Regions from separate parts of the Homo sapiens genome. Here region 1 is linked to region 2. Evidence: chromatin contacts called from ENCODE Hi-C or POLR2A ChIA-PET data. All regions are on one chromosome and are shown on one strand. The core of a region is the stretch at or near the end of the contact, and the rest is flanking DNA. Distances in the headings are between cores, read along the strand shown.

What was found. A loop is a pair of places that touch in the nucleus more often than their neighbours do. ChIA-PET counts read pairs that join two places held with the same protein, here RNA polymerase II (POLR2A). Pooled maps may share reads with other maps.
Region 1: a map of PC-3 shows a loop between it and region 2 (4-fold over the local background). The contact joins the enhancer-like site here to the promoter of LINC02015 in region 2. A Hi-C loop is called at or near these places in 18 of 168 maps with a recorded cell type or tissue (HepG2, IMR-90, MCF 10A and 11 more), 1 of 37 single-sample maps with no recorded cell type and 20 of 50 pooled maps. POLR2A ChIA-PET finds 5 or more read pairs at or near these places in 5 of 52 experiments (HepG2, MCF 10A, OCI-LY7 and 2 more).

What each region holds. Positions count from the first base shown.
Region 1 is chr3:177,357,227-177,360,079 of GRCh38, forward strand. No RefSeq gene overlaps it. Among named protein-coding and RNA genes, the nearest start is that of LINC00501, 64 kb to the left of the region's middle. RefSeq lists enhancers at 889-1,088, 1,209-1,448, 1,335-1,629, 2,303-2,853, 2,655-2,853. Within about 2 kb of position 1,310, at least 40 of the 41 ENCODE cell types and tissues checked have a DNase peak (open chromatin) inside an H3K27ac peak, as active enhancers do; they include IMR-90, OCI-LY7, PC-3 and 7 more, where a contact is called at or near this core.
Region 2 is chr3:177,815,461-177,818,171 of GRCh38, forward strand. LINC02015 (long intergenic non-protein coding RNA 2015) reads left to right here and starts at 1,405. Exons shown (of 3, transcript NR_110826.1): 1 at 1,405-1,536.

The DNA.
Region 1 (2,853 bases), core at 60-2,559, 460 kb before region 2:
TTAGTCTTAGCACTTACTCTTCCATAACCCTCAAAGCTTGTCTAACAGTGATTCTTTTCTGCCTTTCTCCTTCATTATATGATAAATTGCTAGAGGGTTTAGACCTCCTTTTAAATTCACCTTTATCTCTCTGGGCTCAACAGGGTGCCTTAGGAACAGGGTAGACTGCACAGTTCCTGACTGAAAATAACACTGGCAAGGAAACACCCCAAGGTGCTATCAGCTGCCAGATGCCAGAAGGAAATGGAAGGGCCTGGACTGCTCCCTAAAGAGCCTGACCCAGAAGCGGTGTGTAACAGGTTCCACTCAATGCCTTATAGGCTGAAAATTGCTCTGTCTTCTCAGAGCTAGAAAGGGTGTTCAGATAAGGCAGGGTGGGACCCTGACTCATGGACACACAATTAGCCGGCTTTTGTCTTTGAATCTGACTGGAAGTGACTCATGAGCTGGAAAAAAACCCTTTGGAAACAAATGAAGGGGGAAAAAAGGAGGGTAAGCCACGACTGCATTTTACTCTGTTAAAATGCAGATCTGCTGTCCTATAAATGTAGAATACTGTACATTTCCTCAGCCTCCCTCCAACAAAGACCCAGGGGAAATTATTAAGCCTGACAATTCACTCATTTTCTCCAAGATTTTTATTAAATGCAATTTAGAGGGGATAAAGTTTCTTCTCTTTTCTCTTTCTATTCACTTGAATAAGCCCTAATTACCACTAGGGTACAATAAATGGGCTTCTAGAAGTCTGTGGCAATTGGCGATGCTTCCCCTTTAAATTAACCAGTTGAAGCCTCCAGTTTCAACAGCCACCAGGGCACTTCCCGTCCACTCACAACTTGCTCAGTGCAATCTGAAGAGCATTTATTGAGCACCTTGTTATGGGGCACTGACATATGCTGCGGAGGATAGAAGACTTCTCGGGGGGTTATAATGGGGCTGGGGAGCTCTTGAACTCAACTGACATACTGTGTAAGTTAAACTAGTAAATGCCATGGGATTTTTGGATTAGAAGCAACAAAAACACAAACTAGGTTAAACAATAAGAATTTGTGGCAAAAAATAATGGGCTGTCGCAAGGAATCGGGGGCAGGCAGGGCTGTACCAGGGACACAGGAACCGATGCTGCCAATAACATTAGACTCCTGTTGGCCTCAGCGCTCTCTCCCAGCCTGTCTGGCTGTGGCTGAGGCTCTATCTTTGTTTTCTGCTCGATCTTTATCTCTGTTTCTGCCTTCAGATTGGCCTTGCCTCTCCTCTCCTGACCATGGGAAACATGGTCATGTATGTTATAATATCTTGCAGTTTTAGCCCTGGGGAGAAACTGACTTTTTCACTTCCAGTTTCAAAATTTCCCAAGAAGGCTTTTGATTGGATTCAAATATGTCAGCTCTTCCCGCTGGGACCAATCCCCTGTGGCAAGGTGGGGGAGGGAAATTTGAGAAGGGCCGTGAATGGTCCAGCTTAGGTCAGAGGTACAGTTTCCACGTCCCCACCCCCACCCCCGCCCCGTCAACAAAACAGCTCTGCCCTGTAAGCCTGTGGGTGTGGGTGAAGGTGGAAGTGGGTCGGAAGAGGCTGCGGGCTCCACTTTGCCAGGAGTGTAGGGGGAAGGGCTGAGTTGAGGAAACAATGGGTCTAGCACTTCTGCTGACCTTGTTTTCAGAAACAACCACAGGGCCTCTGGCCCCAGTGGAACTTGACTCATAAAGGCGAGAGACTTGACTATTGAAAAAGGTCTCCTATGAAATCTGAATTTCACTTAATCCTCAGAACAACTGTTGAGGGGGTTGTTACTACTCCCATTTTAAGACGCGGGCTGTAGAGAGGGTAACCACCCTGTCCACATTCACACAGCGAACACGTGGTGGGGCAGGGCTCAAGTCCAGGCGATTCCAAAGTCCCCCCGTGCTGTTTGCGCCACGCGGTGCTCCCACCAAGCCCACTCCGCGGGGAGAAAAACCATAGGCCTCGGAGGAGGAGCGGCTCCTCGCAGTGGGGTGGGGCAGAGGCCAGCATGAGGCCTTGTTCACTGGAGGATTCCACAGGCCTGGAACGGAAAGAATGAGAGCTCTGCAGGCAGGCAGAGCCCAGGGCGCCCAGTGCCCCCAGGCTGCGACAGCCAAGTCGGTGGGCGCGCATGGCGGGGCTTGAAGGAAAGGTCCAGAGCCGGTGGGAAAGGCCACGCCCCGGGGTAGAGCGCTTCCTTCCAGATCCCGGCCTTTAACTGCAATTCCGTTTTAAGGGCAACCCTGCCCGGTTCACACCTAGCCTTGAAGATGACAGATTGCACTGTGAGCAATTTGCAGGGTGAGAACGGGAGCCTACGACTCCGCACCTGCACTGCCAGAGCCATAAATGCAGCAAATCATGGCCTATAAAATGTCACCACTGCTGAAGTGCAATTTTCCAGGGGTCTTCTGCAGAGGGAACTCCACCACGGAGAGCGACCCTCGGCTCTGCAGCCTAAGAGGAAGGCCCCTGCAGGGTGGGGGAGGGAACAGGGAGGTCTTCCTCCCCATCCCCTTCGTGCCACTGCTCCCCCCTTTGTGACCCCACTCTGCCACGTGGTAAAAGCTTCCGGGGGGAGGCATTAGTTATTTCTGTCTGAGGAGTTTTTGACCAAACGTAAACATCAGAGGAGCGGGAACCCGAGCCCCGCCTGGGCTGGGCGGCAGCGACCCCGACGCCGCGGCGGCAGAGCCGGAGCTCGAAGCAGCCGCCGCTGTTGCGAGCCGCCCCTCCCCCGCCAGGCTGGCGAGCCCATTTTCGCTTGGCCGGTCTCCGCGCTGCCGGATGGATTGCGCCCCACCCCCGCTCCTCTGCTCAGTCATTCAGACTTGGAAAGTCAATAAC
Region 2 (2,711 bases), core at 155-2,654:
TTTCACTGACGCTATCATTCTCTCTGATTTTTATATGTGGCCTTGAACTCAACAAAGGTTTATATTAAAGATCTTCTATGTAAATAATTGCAAAATTAGACCAGAAGAGAAACTAATGGGCAACTATGGCGTTAGAAGCTTGAACCACTTTCACAGCCTGCAACACCTGTTGAGTCACGTTCATGCTCCTAGGTGTAACATTCAGGGTCTCCATCACCTGGTTTCTCTCTGTTCTCCGGCCTCATTTTAACCTACTTAGCTCTAAAACTTTTAGACTGTTTCATGCCTTTGAATATTTAATCATGCAGTACCCACTGCCTTGAATGTTTTGCAAACTTTTTTTTTTTTAACTTGAAAAACCTGCTATGATTCCCTCTAGTTCTAGTTCCAGGCATCATCTTCCCCAGGAAGCTTTTCCCTAATCTCCTTAGGAGTTAAGGGCCCCTTCCTTCTACCCCCACAGAATCCTGCACAAAATACTGTCTTATAACCCCTGATATTGTGTTGTATTTTCTGTGTAGGAGTCTGTCTCATCACCCAGACTCTTGAGTTACACAAGGGAAGGACATGTTTTATTCATTTTTGTAGATTTAGTACAAAAGAGTACATTATAATAGGGTGCCTAGTGCATATTAAGAAATCAATAAATATCCATTACTTTCTTTAAAAAAAAATGAATTGCTTACACTTATAAATCTATTGAAAGTATCATGGCAAGAAGCAAAGCTCTTAAAAACCATAAAGAAATTATGAATTTTTCAGGGTTTTTGGAATGTGGTTGCCACTTAACATTCAAACTATTAATAAAATACTAATGTGGGTATAAACTGAAAACTCAGGTGTGTTTTTCTTTAAATAAATTTGGTGCAAGGAAATCTGTGATTATGTTGTTAAAATTGAGAATTAGAAAGCGGTTCTTCATTTAATGAAGAAGACTTTCTTTATACAAAATAAGCCATAAGATTAAATGGTGAACTGCTTGTGGACATTAAATTGACTAAAAAAGAGGTTTAAATTCCCATACAAGGAATACGTGATATGCACTAACTTATGTATATCTATATCTTAATAGAATGTGTTGGGCACGTCTACAAGATTTTCCTTAAAATGTAGAAGAAGCCTAGAGTATAATATTTAAGAAAGATTACATATTATTCCAGTTAAAACTTTCAAATTAGGATTGATTGCCAAGACTACTTCAACTCATGTGGGGAAATTGGAGGAGTGTTTTGACGGGGGAAAAGACAAAACAGAAAATGCCAGAGCCCAAAATAAGTTCCCCAGAGAAGCTGGGAGTCTTTGCCTTGATTGGATACAGACTGGGAACTTTCTCATTGCTTTGGAATTTGGGCTAACGTCCAAAACTGAGGGTAACCTGTGACAATTGCATTGCACATTCTGAAGAAAGGTACTTAGACATGTTCCCCACAGGATGTGTTAAGGTGTTGGCCAATCATCAAATATTGTCACTCCAAAGAACACATTTAACAGCCGGGAAGAAAATTGTAGGAAAAGAGAGCACTTTGGCACGGAAGGGTAAGCTGCTATGTGACTTCGTCTTGATCCAAGAGAGGAAATTGAGAGAAAACCCTCTGGAGCAAAGGTGGTGAGGACAGAGAGGCTCACTAGTGGGGAATACTGCCATCTTACAGAGTTCGAGAAATTTCCTCAGAGAGTTTGAAGGGTGCCCTCTAGAGCAGGACTTTGCAAACTTTCTGTGATAAAGGACCAACCTGTTTCAATTTCCAGTCCATCATGGAGTGACAGGTTTATAGATTTACTAGAACTGAATTTTTAGAAAAATGAAATGGAAACAATGTTCAGAGGTTACATACTCTGTATTGTAACATCAAATTGCTATAAAAATTTCTGAACAGTACTCTTAATTCCTGCACTTATTTTGTCATGAACTGGTAACAGACTGTTAAGAATCAACATGAGTGCTGAGACCTCAGAATAAGTACCTCTATCCTACATCAGAACTTCACCCAGAGATCTGGTTAAAATGACAATTCTGAGCACTACTGCCAGTCCAAGCTCTCTGCTACTAAGAGGCTCCTGGGCGATGCCAGTGCTCTGGTCGGGGGCATTCTTTGTGTCCAAGGCTCTAGAGAAGTGCAGGCCGATAGAAATATGATGTGAGCCACACATGTAATTTATTTTTTAGTAGCCTATTTAAAAAACAGGGAAAGGAAATGGGTGATTAATTTTACTAATACATTTTATTTAAGCCAATATATCCAAAATATTATCACGTGGTTGATATAAAAATTAGTGATGAGACATCTTGCTCTGTGTGTGCGTGTGTGTGTGTGTGTGTGTGTGTTTTAATACTAAAGCTTTGAGATCTCAATTTGGACTGGCACATTTCAAGTGTTCAATGGACACATGTGGTTAATGGCTTCAGTGTTTAGCCAGGCAGTGCTTGAATGTGGGCAGCACAGGGCCTGGTGCCTGACTCTGCAGGAGAAATCACAGGTATGAGGTGGCTGAAGATGCGCAGCATGACAGAGTGAGGCCAAAAGGCAGCAGTGCTTGAAGTTTGAGAACATGATGGGGGAGGATGTGTTCATTTTCCTGCAGGACAAGTAGCACTGTGCAAGTTAGTGCAAGTTATTTGAAGGGCCTCCCACCATTTCACAGCAAGAGGGGTGCATGCTGGAATGAAGGAATCCCAAGCACCTTCTGGTACAGGAGTCAAGGTTCTTACA